3 separate regions of the Homo sapiens genome follow, and regions 2 and 3 are each linked to region 1. A link is a contact called in ENCODE Hi-C or POLR2A ChIA-PET data. All regions are on one chromosome and are shown on one strand. The core of a region is the stretch at or near the end of the contact, and the rest is flanking DNA. Distances in the headings are between cores, read along the strand shown. Region 1 holds the start of SMTN (smoothelin). Region 2 holds the start of NF2 (NF2, moesin-ezrin-radixin like (MERLIN) tumor suppressor). Region 3 holds the start of RTCB (RNA 2',3'-cyclic phosphate and 5'-OH ligase).

The links. Hi-C counts contacts between places; a loop is a spot of excess contacts on that map. ChIA-PET counts read pairs that join two places held with the same protein, here RNA polymerase II (POLR2A). Pooled maps may share reads with other maps.
Region 2: a map of CD8-positive, alpha-beta T cell shows a loop between it and region 1 (4-fold over the local background). The contact joins the promoter of NF2 here to the promoter of SMTN in region 1. A Hi-C loop is called at or near these places in 1 of 168 maps with a recorded cell type or tissue (CD8-positive, alpha-beta T cell), 1 of 37 single-sample maps with no recorded cell type and 5 of 50 pooled maps.
Region 3: a loop to region 1 is called in a pooled map, with 4 times the contacts of the local background. The contact joins the promoter of RTCB here to the promoter of SMTN in region 1. A Hi-C loop is called at or near these places in 5 of 50 pooled maps. POLR2A ChIA-PET finds 5 or more read pairs at or near these places in 2 of 52 experiments (A673 and activated T-cell).

What each region holds. Positions count from the first base shown.
Region 1 is chr22:31,079,282-31,083,696 of GRCh38, reverse strand. SMTN (smoothelin) reads right to left here and starts at 2,379. Exons shown (of 21, transcript NM_134269.3): 1 at 2,241-2,379; 2 at 388-518. The coding sequence starts at 438. RefSeq lists a silencer at 2,338-2,497.
Region 2 is chr22:29,601,782-29,606,196 of GRCh38, reverse strand. NF2 (NF2, moesin-ezrin-radixin like (MERLIN) tumor suppressor) reads right to left here and starts at 2,564. Exons shown (of 16, transcript NM_000268.4): 1 at 2,085-2,564. The coding sequence starts at 2,198. RefSeq lists a silencer at 2,219-2,798 and an enhancer at 3,049-3,178.
Region 3 is chr22:32,409,757-32,414,171 of GRCh38, reverse strand. It overlaps RTCB (RNA 2',3'-cyclic phosphate and 5'-OH ligase), which reads left to right and starts at 1,925. Exons shown (of 12, transcript NM_014306.5): 1 at 1,925-2,108. The coding sequence starts at 2,016. BPIFC (BPI fold containing family C) reads left to right here. Exons shown (of 17, transcript NM_174932.3): 17 at 1-327. RefSeq lists an enhancer at 1,776-1,955.

The sequences.
Region 1 (4,415 bases), core at 1,130-3,629:
CCTTGGCATTATTAATCATTGCTGCTACCATTATCACTGGGCCAGCTTCCAGGGGTGGGCATTGCCCGAGCTATTGCTCTGGAGAGGCATATCCAGCCTCCCCACACCTGTGGCTGCATACGGGCGAGTCTACAGCAGTTACTGTTTAAACAGGTGGTGGCTGTGGAGGGTTGGGAGGGACTAGGCTTCAGTACCAGGCATGGACAGGCACATGCCACAAGGGCCTCTGCATCAGCCACATGGAACTGGCCTACCCCTGTTCCCATGTCCCCCTCCTCCTGACCTTTCCCCCATCACTTCTTCCTGTCAGCTGAGAGGTACCCTGGATTGACCCTGCCTCTCTGGCTTGGCTTTCCTGTCCCCACAGTGGGTGATGGGGCCACTTACCAGCTTCCGAAGGGCTCCCTCATCCAGCCCAGCTAAGGCCTCGTCCGCCATCTCGCTGGCCCCTAGCTCCGTCGGTTCCTTTCTGGTGAGATCCCCAGTGCCTGTGGCACCTGTCACCAGCTCAGAGAATTCTGCAGGGGACAGACATGAATCAGGCATGCTGGGGCTTCCAGAAACCACAGGCACTTAGGCTCTGTGCCTTACTTTCCCTCTCTAACCTAGGAGCGTCCATTACTGTCCCATCCTATAATGTGGCTCCTGGCTGGAAGCTGCCCTCTGCCCTAGGGTGGTTTGCTGGAAAACTCACCAAACCCAGGGTAGGGGGTCTCTGGTTCCAGCCCTGCCAGCTTGGCCGCCAGTCTGCTGTGTGGCCTGGGATGGACTCTCATCCTGTCTAAACCTCAAAACAGGGAGGGCAGGGACCTGGATTGAGAAGCCAGGGCCTGGCAAGACCCACCCAAGCTGTGCTTACCACCAGGGGGTGCACTCCAGTCTCCAGTTTCCTGCCCCACCCACCCATCCACAGGGCCTACCCAGCCCCCACCCACTCCGCAGGCTCAGCTTCTGGCTGTGGGCTGAACCCGTAGTTCTTGCTGCCACCACCACTGTCATTCCCCCAGGTATAGGAAGGTACACTGTGTCTTCCGATTCTTGGAGCCAGCTCTGCTGTCCAGACCTCCTGAAGCCAGGTGTCCAGGCACCCAGCACCTCCTGCCAATTCATACAGAATTCAATTCCCCACCTGGAAGGGCTTTCAGAAGCTGACCTGCCCAACCCCTGGATTTCAGGCAAACTGAGAAGATTGGAGAGGGCCAAGGATTTGTCACTGAGCAAGGAGGAAGCCAAAGACTTAGAGGGCAGAGAAGGATGTAATCAAAATCTTCGTCATCTCCGGCTTCCGAAGCTCCCTTCCAAAGTGCCCTCAAGGGCCTGGAACACTCTCAGTGACAGAGGCAAGAGCCCCATCTTGCCCCAGTGCTGCCCATCAAAATGGACCCCTAAATCCTGGCCCAGCCTCCCAGCGCAGATCTCTCCTTCCTCCTGTAGCCCCAACTAATGTCTGTCTGGAATTTGAGGGGCCCTGGTCTGGCACACTGTGGATGCTTAGTTAATGTATGGTGACTGACTAATGTGTGGCCCCAGGCCTGCCCCCCACCTCCTGTTGATTCATCTTTCAATCATCCCTTCCCTCTCTTCAGAACAGTCACTTGGGAAGTCACCCCATACGGTGCATGGGTGGGGGGTGAGGGTTACCGCTCCACACAGTTGGGGTGTGTGGGTCCCAGCCTGTTCAAGTCACTGCTTGTTCCCCCTCCCATCCTGGTAGGCTCAGAGGTGTCAACCTCCCAATCTCTGCCTGTTAGGATCCTTGCCTCTTACCTAGTTACTCTGTCTGGGTTAAACCTCTTCAAGACTGTCCAGTGGTCACCAGCCTTAGGTTCTGCGGACATTCTGATTCCCCCCATGTCTGTTCTTCTATGGGGCAGCTGACCCTAATGCCTAATCTAGGACACCCATGGGATTATAAGAAGATCCCTGCCGCTGCTCTTCTCCAATCTCCCTGTCACACAGTCTGGGGTCGCCGGACATTGTGAGGGGCCTCAGGATTCTGTGGCAGCTTCCCCAGGGTTTCTGCCGCCACAGACTAGCGCCCCTGTGGGGCGTGGAGTCTCTTAGGAATCCGGGGGCGTCTTCCCCCAACAGTCTCATAACTTTATCCCATGGCTTAGACCTCTCGTATGGGTGGGGGCTCCCAGGTCTGGACGTTCCAGAACTCCTGTCTAGACATCCGGGTTCCACCCCCGGACACGTTGGGGCAGCACCAGGATCCCCCCCGAGGTCCGCACACCCACCTCTCAGTCCAGCCCACCCGTCCGGCGCAGGCTCGGCTTAGCTCTTTCGGGACCCGACAGACGGATTAGACACGCGCAGGCCGGAGGTGCCGCGACCCGCTGTCCCAGGCCCGCTCAGCAACCGTCCCCTGGATTCTGCGGAGAGCTGCCCGTCCAGCCGCGCCAGCAGCCCGGCTGGCCCCGCCCTGCCCCGACGCGCCAGCCAACCCTCGATTGGGTACCTCCCACTCTCGTGCCCCATTGGGAAAATTCAATTTGACGGCCACGCCCCGAGAGGAAGGCCCCGCCCCTCGCGGGCCAGGGAGGTCGGAAATTGGGAGTCTTGGGGTCGTCTGCCTCGGTGGCTTTAGCGAGTCGGGTGGGCATCGGCAGGGGGACGCAGGCTCTGCGCCAAGTCGGGGGGGGCGCCCCGAGCCGAGGTAAGTTTCCTGGGGTCGTAGGAGTCTCAGAGCCTTCAGGACAGCCCCTCTCCGCCCTCCTCTTTGTTCCTGAGACCACGTCCCCTCCCTCGACTCCACCCCTTTCTCGCGTCAGTGTTTAAGCTTGGCCGCCGTCCCTAGGCTGCTTTCGGGACACCTGGTCTGAGCCACCTCAGAGCAGGGACTGAGTGACTGGCAGCACCTTGACCCTGTGTTGGAGTGCCGGGACCATCTCAGGTGGAGCAGAATCAATCACACAGCACGCCTCCCCCAGCCCACACACCTTTGAACAGACATTGCCTTCTTGTAGCATGCTTCTACCTTCCAAGCCCTGAGAGTCTGCCTTTAGGAGCGCTGGAGTCCTAAATAGGGAATATGGAGTCCAGGCTGTCATTCAGCAAAAGGGGGAAATTGAGGCCCAGAGAGAGCTGACATGTCCAAGACCAAACAAGGAATCAGCCAGGGTACCCAGGAGGTCAGATCCACAAGGCAAAGCTATTCCATCTTCAGTGCCAGAGGCCCTAAAGCCGCCCTTGGGTCTCCATGGAGACTAAAGTGGGTGGAGTTGGGAGGATGGGGTCTGGAGTCCTGTCAAATAAAAACAATAACAAATCATTTATTTTGTACTTGCCATGTACCAGGCATATAATGCCCATAACAAGCACATGAGACCATGACTATTGCCCCATTTTACAGATGAGGACAACAGCTGATAAGTAGTAAAGCTGTGATTCATACCCAGCACCTTCTGAGTCCAGACCCTGCTTTTAACCACTATAATGTGGGATTCTGGGGAGGTGGTTTCAGCCTGTTAACCCAGAAGAGCCCCGGTTCAGGTCCTCTGTGACACCCCCCAGCCCCCATCTAAGGAAAGGCCCAGTCTCCACACTGAGAGTCTTTTCCATGTGTCATTTCATTTCATCCCCACACCCCTGAGAAGTGGTCCCATTTTACACATCAGAAAACCAAGGCACGGGCCAGGTGCGGTGGCTCATGCCTGTAATCCCAGCACTTTGGGATGCCAAGGCAGGTGGATCACCCAAGGTCAGGAGTTCGAGACCAGCCTGGCCAACACGGCAAAAACCCCGTCTCTACTAAAAATACAAAAATTAGTCGGGCAAGTGGCATGCACCTGTAATCCCAGCTACTTGGGAGGCTGAGGCAGTAGAATCACTTGAACCTGGAGGCAGAGGTTGCAGTGAGCCGAGATTGTGCCACTGCACTCCAGCCTAAGCGACAGAGCAAGATTCTGTCTCAAAAAAAGAAAAAAGAAAATCAAGGCACAGAAGAAAGCGACTTGTCAATGCTACACAGCAGGAGAGGCAAACAGAGCTCACTTCGGAGGACATATTTCAAGGTCCTAGGCTTTCTCTACCTGGGCGAGATGCCATGTTATTATCCAGAACGAGGGTCAGGCGCCCTCTAAGACCAATTCTGAATACTTCAAAATTCACGCGTCCCTTGGGACCTCCCCTTCATGCAGGGCACACCTAGGCCACCTCTGATTTTCAGGGCCTGCCTGAATGGCGGTCACCAGCTCCAATGAATGGCCTGCTTTGTGCTAATGCCCTCCTTTCTCCCTGCCCTACTGTAGGCTAGGAGGAATGGTACAGGTGAGTTCCTCCATGCTTGGATTTACTGTCTGGCACATGCGCTCACTAGCCCTTGGCCCTATGGAAGGGATGTGTGGGTCCTGCCCCTTCAAGCCCTTAGTGCCTGGGTCCACCTCCAGACATACCCGCCTGCCTCTGTCTTC
Region 2 (4,415 bases), core at 1,315-3,814, 1.5 Mb after region 1:
GGATCACCTGAGGTAGGGAGTTCAAGACCAGCCTGACCAACATGGAGAAACCCTGCCTCTACTAAAAATACAAAATTAGCCAGACATGGTGGCGCAAGCCTGCAATCCCAGCTACTTGGGAGGCTGATGTGGGAGAATCGCTTGAACCCGGGAAGCAGAGGCTGCGGTGAGGCGAGATCACACCATTGCACTCCAGTTTGAGCAACAAGAGCAAAACTCCGTCTCAAAAGAAAAAAAAAGAGAGCTCCAACTTTCAATTGCACTCACACAGGTTTTAACCTCAGCAACAAGTAGCTCTAGGTAGGATGAGAAATGCTGATGTCCTGCTTTTCCTGGGAAGAAAGCATTTGATTGGGAGCTGGGGGAGCAGTGCCCGGTATTACAGTTTGCAATAGTCTGGAGTAGAAGCTCCACCTCACTAAGCTAGGAGTGAGTAAGGAGGGAATGATCTTGGTTCAAATACCATACCCTCTCATCTTTCTTACCGAATTTGTAGATTTTCTTGAATAGGTGTTTTTTCATTTGTTGTTTGCCCTCAGGACCATTGCCGGAGGGTTTAAATAGTTGATTTTAAAAAAAGAATTTTTGGGCCAGGCGTGGTGGCTGCATCTGTAATCCCATCACTTTGGGAGGCCAAGGCGAGTGGATTGCTTGAGCTCAGGAGTTCAAGATCAGCCTGGGCAACATGGCAAAACCCTGTCTTTACAAAAATTAGCTAGGTGAGGCTGGGCGGGGTGGCTCACATCTGTAATCGCACCACTTTCCCACCACTTTGGGAGGCCCAGGTCGGCTGGTCACGAGGTCAGGAGTTCGAGATCAGCCTGCCCAATATGGTGAAACCCTGTCTCTACTAAAAATAGAAAAATTAGCCAGACGAGGTGGCGCACGCCTGTAATCCCAGCTACCTGGAAGGCTGAAGCAGGAGAATCACTTGAACCTGGAAGTGGAGGTGGCAGTGAGACAAGATCGCGCCATTGCACTCTAGCCCGGTGCACTCTGGGTGACAGAGCGAGACTCCGTCTCAAAAAAAAAAAAAAAAAAAAAATTAGCCAGGTGTGGTGGCACACGCCTGTGGTCCCAGCTACTCGAGAGGCTGAGGCAGGAGGACTGATTGAGCCAGGGAGGTTGGTCAGGGTTGCAGTAAGCCATGATCACACTACTGCATGCCAGCCTCGGTGACAGAGTGAGATTCTGTCTCAAAACGAAACAAAACAAAAAAGAATTTTCACCAGTTTTACAGAGGAATGGGTTCCTTAAGCTGTCATGCTGGAAGCTGATCTTATCTAAGGCTGCTTTTGTGTTACAATGGTAGAGTTGAAGAGTTGAATAACTCCAACAGAGATTCTCTAGTCTACAAAGTTGAAAATATTTACTATGTGGTCCTGTACAGAAAAAGCATGCCAACCCTTGCTTACTGCTGCCAATGCTGCTGGTCCACAAACCACACTTTTAGCAGCAAGAACTTAAATTACTTGAGAAGCAGTACTGTACGGGCTGTGAGCTTGGTTCAAAACCCCACCTTGCCATTTACTAGATAAATGGGTTTGTTCTGAGGATTAAATGTGCAAATGTCTAGCACTTTGAAAATACTGAACAATTGATAGCTGTTATCATCATGTTGGAAACTATGTGGAAAGTAAGTATGAGATGTTATATCGTTCTTCAAAGGGTTTTTTTTCCCAGAATATGCAAGCTTTAGAAAAGGGAAACAAGTATTGGCTTTCCAATAAACAAGACGCAACTTCTAATACCTGGGTACATAACAATATTACCTAATGAAAGAATAAACTTTCAAGCTTTTAAGCGTAAGCCTAACTTAAGCCTGACACTGAAATCCTGAATTTTCTATCACAGGAGCATCCAGCTTCTTCCAATAACAATGAATGAAAATAACCTTCAGGAAATGCCAAAACCCAAAAGTCCTATGAAAAAAAGCAGCAATCATCTTTAACATGAGGTTTTGGGCCTAGTTGGCCCTTCCGGTTCTGCCCGTCTCTAGCTACACCCATAAGATGATATAAAGAGAACCTCTCGAGCTTCCACCTCGACTGTCACCGCAGCAGTCGGGGCTGCCGGCCGGTTACCTCGCAATTGAACTCCATCTCGGCGTCCATGGTGACGATCCTCACGGTGAACGTCTTGGGTTGCTTCCTCTTGAGAGAGCTGAAGCTCATGCGGGAAGCGATGGCCCCGGCCATGGCGCGGGGCTCAGGCCCGGGACCCTCGCGCCCCACGGCCTGCACTCTGAGCCCTTTAGCCCCCCTGGAGTTGCTGCACAGGCCTCAGGGCCACCATGGTGGCCGGCTGCCCGGCCCGGGAACGGTCTGGGCTGCGCGGGTCCCCAGCGGCCAGCATGGGCCGCGAGGACCCTGCCTGAGCGGAAAGGGGAGTTGGGGGACGGGCCCTGACGGCTGCAGGGAGGGCACAGGAGCCGGGACCTTCGGTGCAGGCGCGACCCGGCACTCCGGGATTCGGGCCGGAGATGCCGGGGACGCCTCGGGACGGGACCCCTAGACGGCAGCGGCCCAGACTCCGCGCGCCTCTCAGCGGCCGACTAGGGTCACGGGGCCGCGCTGCATCGGGCGCGTACGCGCGCGCGTGGCTGTCACCGTCCTCACTCCGCGCGCCCGCGGGAAGCGCACCCTCCCCACAGCCCGGGGCCTGCTCCCGGCCCCGCCCTCAGGTCGCCCAGACCACTACGCGCAGCGCAACCGAACCGGAGGCTGACGCATAGATGCTGCGATTGGCTGGGAAGGCCAAGGTAGGCAGGACTTTCCCGCTCCGTCCCGCCTCCTTTGGGGTGACTCCACCAATGGAAAGTTTCACTCTAACTGCAAAAAAAGCAGGCCTAGGCTCGGCGTTGAGTGGCTACAGTGGCAGTCACTCTGAATGCTTTTGTGCCTACTCTAACAAGACTGGTTGAGGCGGCGGACCTCTGCTGACCTTACCCGGGAAACCACTTAGAGGCTGGATCCGGGGCGAGGGGAATTGGGTCCTTCGTTGGCCCAGGGAGGGACTCTTCGGTTCAAGTAGGCTCCGAGTGTGGCGCCCCAGGGGACTGCGTTTCGGACACACGGCGAATATTCTTCTTTGGCAGTTAATCACATATACCGACCCCTATGAAACTTTAAAGACACTTGTGGAGGCCTGTTAGGTTTGCTGGCACTTTCCCGCCAGATCCCTCTGCTTCCCTTTAGAATTATTATTATTATTGTTATTATTATTATTATTAATTATTATTATTATTGGGACGGAGTTTCGCTCTTGTTGCCCAGGCTGGAGTGCAGTGGCGCGATCTCGGCTCACTGCAACCTCCGCCTCCCGGGTTCAAGCGATTTTCCGGCGTCAGCCTCCCGAGTAGCTGGGATTACAGGTATGCGTCACCACGCCCGGCTAATTTTGTATTTTTATTAGAGACGGGGTTTCTCCATGTTCGTCAGGCTGGTCTCGAACCTCAGGTGATCCGCCCGCCTCGGCCTCCCGAAGTGCTAGGATTACAGGCGTGAGCCACCACGCCCCGCCTAGAATTATTATTGGTTATACCTACCTCGTGAGGTTGTTGAATTTCAGCGCACTGAATACATATAAGGCTTTAGAGCTGAGCCTGGCATCCTATGAAATTGCTGAATTTGGGTTGAAAATGAAAGCATTCTTTATTTTATACTCTATGATGCCCATTTTTGAACCGTATTCATGTATTATTTATTTAGTGTCATCAAGGGTTCTAACGGGTGTAGGGGGGATAATTACACCTTTCTGTACTTAGATAATAAATTCTATTTTAAAATAGCTCTTAGTAGTCAAATAGGGACAATTTACTGTGTTTTTTCGTTTGTTTTTTGTTTTGAGACAGAGTTTCGCTCTTGTTGCCCAGGCTGGAGTACAATGGGGCGGTCTCGGCTCTCTGCAACCTCCGCCTCCCGGGTTCAAGCAATTCTCCTGCCTCAGCCTCCCCAGTAGTTGGGATTACAGGCACCCGCCACCACGCCCGGCTAATTTTTGTATTTTTAGTAGGGACGGGGTTTCACCATGTTAGCCAGGCTGGTCTCAAACTTCTGACCTCAGGTGATCTGCCCACCTTGGCCTCCCAAAGTGCTGGGATTACAGGCGTGAGCCACCGCGCCCGGTGTACTGAGTTTTAACAACAATAATCACCCCATAAATGTTAGCTAACATTAGCATCACCCCCCCAACTCCACAGGTGAAGATACTGAGAGATATGATAGAGCCACTCGCTGACTATAATGCAGATAGTGAAAGGCAAAGCTAGGACTCAAACCCAGGTCTGTCCCACCCAGAGCCTGCTGGTTAGCACTGTGCTGCCCTGCTTCCAAATTCTCCCTACTACAGCCTCAGGAAATGTGAATTACAGTTCCGGAGTACTCAGCAGACATTGTTGCTGTAACGGTATATTA
Region 3 (4,415 bases), core at 676-3,175, 1.3 Mb before region 1:
TCTTAAGCCTTCAGGAACCCAGAATAAGGCAGACTCTGTTAAAGGGATAAATAGAGGTGTCTGAATGTGAGTGTATGCATGCTGCGTGTGTCTGTGTTTATGTTTGTTTGTTTGTTTGGGGCAAGAAAGATTCTAGGACAAGAGCTAGGCATGTACTTCTGACCAGGTGGGTAAGCAACTCTAAGTCTGTATTTGTATTGGTCATTCTCAGTGGAAATCCCTTAGGCCCTCTAGTGGTTTTCCCCTACCTGCATATTGGTTTTCATGTTTTATATTCACTGTTACTATCTTCTGTGTTTAATTAAAATTGTTTTCTATCAACTTCAATCTTGGTTTTTTTATTTGAGAAATGGCCTGCCCTGAATTTTTAAAAAATAAAATAAGAGGCCAGCCACAGTAGGCCATGCCTGTAATCCCAGCACTTTAGGAGGCCAAGGTGGGCGGATCATGAGGTCAAGAGGTCGAGACTATCCTGGCCAACATGGTGAAACCCAGTCTCTACTAAAAATACAAAAATTAACTGGGAGTGGTGGCACGCACCTGTAGTCCCAGCTGCTTGGGAGGCTGAGGCAGGAGAATCGCTTGAACCTGGGAGGCGGAGGTTGCAGTGAGCCGAGATGGCACCACTGCACTCCAGCCTGGCGACAGAGCAAGACTCCAACTCAAAAAAATAATAAAATAAAATAAGACATAGAAAAGGGAAGAGACCTAAGGTTGCACAGACATCAAGGCTTGATTTTAAAAGAGAATTCTTTACCTCTGAAATCTTTCCAAGAAGGAACAGGGTAACCACAGGAAACTCTAAAAGTTGTATCACTTCAAGCTTTGGGATTTTTCACCCACCACAGATTCAATGAAATGGCAGTGCAGAGTACTAAACTCAGACAATTCATAACTGAGAATGATATTAATGTGTCAGAGCACCTAATCAATGGGGAGAAATTGGGGCAGAAGAGAAGAAAAGCGGAACCAGTGTAGATAATGCAACAAATGAATGGAAACTACATACTGTTTTTTGCAGCACTTACAGTCTAGTGGGGGAATGGAAAGAGGAGAGCTGTTTATAGAGTGCTTGCCGTGTGCCAAGCCCCGTGCTGATTACCCCTCCAGTGTCACTTCATTTAGCCTTCTACTCAAGAAAGAATTATGATCCCATTTTAGAGATGACGAAACAGAGATAAGAGGGGTTAATCACACCAAGTCAGTAAATGGCACAGATAGAAATTGAATCTTGCGTCTTTCTAATCCCAAAGTTGCAGTTGTTGACATGAGGCCGAACTGGAAACTGAAATCACTTAAAGCTCACTTACCACTATGAACAAGAGACACGGCGTATAAAAGCATGATTAAAGAGGTCTTGATCATCAAATGCGGCTAGACTGGGGAGTTTTGGCGATCCATAAGGGCTGTGATTTGATCATTTTGTAGTATATGTCTGGCCACAATAGATGCACCCACAAGTGTTTGTCAGAATAAATGATAAGCTGCCATGCTTCATTCTTTGGGATGCTCCTTTCTGACCAAAAAAGTTATTTGGTGTATATCCAGATTCATTCTGAAACATAAATGTTCAGCTATGGTATTTACTCAAACAGGTTTTTCTTTCTCAGCTGCTGGCGTTATCTTTTTCCCCTCCCAGCTGAGGGTGTAAACTCCAAGCCAATGCACCGAACCTGACCCAGACTCAAGGTGTTTTCATAAGCTGCTGAAAAGCATTTCCAAAACAAAAGATAACTAGATTATACTTTAAACTTCTGGATTTCGCTTAGCTGTAGTTTAGAGGAAATCGACTAATAAAGATCCTAAAGTTATACACTACAGGACAGTACAACTTAACCAGAGGAAAGACATTGGCCTGAAGAATTTTGAGCCTCGGCGCTTGCCGTTGCTCATCTGCTGCGGCGCTGGTCGCGCCTGCGCTTTGGTTCTTGGAAGGCGGTGCTCTGAGAAGCCGGACTACGCGGCAGCGGCTCTTCAAAGCGGAGCCGGGAGTTTTTGCTACAGTTTTCGCCACCATGAGTCGCAGCTATAATGATGAGCTGCAGTTCTTGGAGAAGATCAATAAAAACTGCTGGAGGATCAAGAAGGGCTTCGTGCCCAACATGCAGGTAAGGCAGGAGAGCAAATGGCGGGGCCTTCCGTGCTCCGTCCCCGGCCCGGCCGGCGTCCACTGCGCCCTCTGGACCTCCCCTGACCACTGGGTCCGCCCCGGCCCCTTGCAGAGTTTCCCTCATCCCGTCCTTCTCCCCTCACGGTTCTGGGGCCGCCCAACCTGTTCCGGCACCACCTCCCGCCAGGAGAGGTCCCCGAACCACGAGGACAAGCTAAGTGCGGTGGATATGGGAATCTAAATAAATACGAAATTGGGGTTTCCAAAGCGTTTTCACAGATCAGTCTCATAAACGTATCGTGAGCTGTTTTACGTTCACAGAAACTTCAGTGATCTTTTCCAGGGTGGAACAGCCAGCCCCAGGTTCATTTGCTGGGACTGGAATTCACCTCCTCTGAGTCATGCTGGTTATTTAAATAACGTTTACAAACCTTTGTTCACTAAACCAGGTTTTCAGCATTCAGTATCGCATGTTGGTTTTTAATAAAGCGATGTCATTTCTTGCAGTAGCGCAGGGCAGGGCCTGTTTGATTTTAATATTCACTTCACAGAAGGACCTCGAGGATCTGTCGGTGACATAGCTTCCTCTACCCACCTAGGAAGAAGCTCAGCCAGGACTTGATGTCCGGTTTACTTCTTTGACGTCCCAGATGGAGACTTGAGGGCTCAGGATCATCAGATAGTTTGAAAGCCTGGGCTCTGTATCTCTCGGCCTTCATCACCATCTGTGCTCATATTTTTATTAATGTGAAAAAAGAAAACGTTTATGAAGTTTTGCAACGTATTTTTAAATAGTTTTTGAAATCCCTGAAGGTGCCAAGTAAATGCTTCAAAGGTTTACCGTCTCGTCTCACGTCTTGGTAAACAGCTCCCAATAGTCACTCCATTCTTTTATTCAGAATCAAAGCTTACTGAGTTTCCCTTGTTGGCAAGTCACTTACACTGAGGGAAGAAAAAGCGCACGGGGATAAATCTGTGTTCTGTTTGCTGTTTGGCCACTTTCTTTGTGTGGAAACCGTTACCCTGAAGGAAGGAATAGAAAATCTAACATAGGGAGAGCGCAGTGGTTCATGGCCTGTAATCCCAACGCTTTGGGAGGCCAAGGCGGGAAGATCCTTTGTGCCTAGGACTTTGGAGACCTGCCTGGGCAATATAGTGGGACCCTGTCTCTACAAAAAAAATTTAATTAGCCAGGCGGGGTGGTGTGCACCACAGCTACTCAGGAGGCTGAGGCAGGGGGATCGCTTGAGCCTGGGAGATCTTGGCTGCAGTGACCCGTGATCATTCTAAACTGCACTCCAGCCTAGGTGACAGAGTGAGTCTCAAAAAAAAAAAAAAAGAAAAGAAAAAGAAAACACCATGACATGATTATCTGTAGGATCTAATAACACAGACTGTCATTGTCTGGCAGGTGTTCTGACTCAGCCTTTGATGCACACACTGCTGCTCATTCTATCTAGGGGCAAGTCTCATTTTGCTAGGCAGTTCTGGTTTAAGTTTGTATACAGCACTTTACTACCACCTTTCCTTTGGGAATAGAGACTTGGAATGTTAATGCATTGCTCTTAAAACGCTATTGACTTCTAAGCGTGAATTGTGCTTCCATATGAGAGCAGTGAATTTCACACAGATAATCATCTGTTACTAAATCTCCATTTCTCCCCCAAGACCCACATGTTGGACTAAAAATTTCTCTTTATTCCCTTAAAACACTCCCTTCCCATCTTTACGTCATTTTTGCGTTTAGTTCCTAGATGTTCTGCTGCGCCAGTGATGTCTCTTGTCTTCAAAGAACCAGCTCTACAGGATCTCTGTGAAACCTCTCCCAGCTCCCTAGACTGTTGAGGCACTTCCTCATCAGATTCTTCCATAGCACTGTGTACTTAATGTTATGGCACTTGCTTCATTGCACTCTGATATTCTTATCAGAATATAAGGGCTGTACTGGCTGGGTGCGGTGGCTCACGCCTGCAATCCCAGCACTTTGGGAGGCTGAGATGGGCGGATCATGAGGTCAGGAGATCGAGACCATCCTGGCTAACACGTGAAACTTCGTCTCTACTAAAAATACAAAAAATTAGCTGGGCGTGGTGGCGGGCACCTGTAGTCCCAGCTACTCGGGAGGCTGAGGCAGGAGAATGGCGTGAACCCAGGAGGCAGAGCTTGCAGTGAGCCGAGATCATGCCACTGCACTCCAGCCTGGGTGACAGAGCAAGACTCAGTCTCAAAAAAAAAAAACAAAAGTATATAAGAGCTGTATTGTGTACTGGGAGCTCCTTGAAAGGAAGATCTTATATTCTTTCTA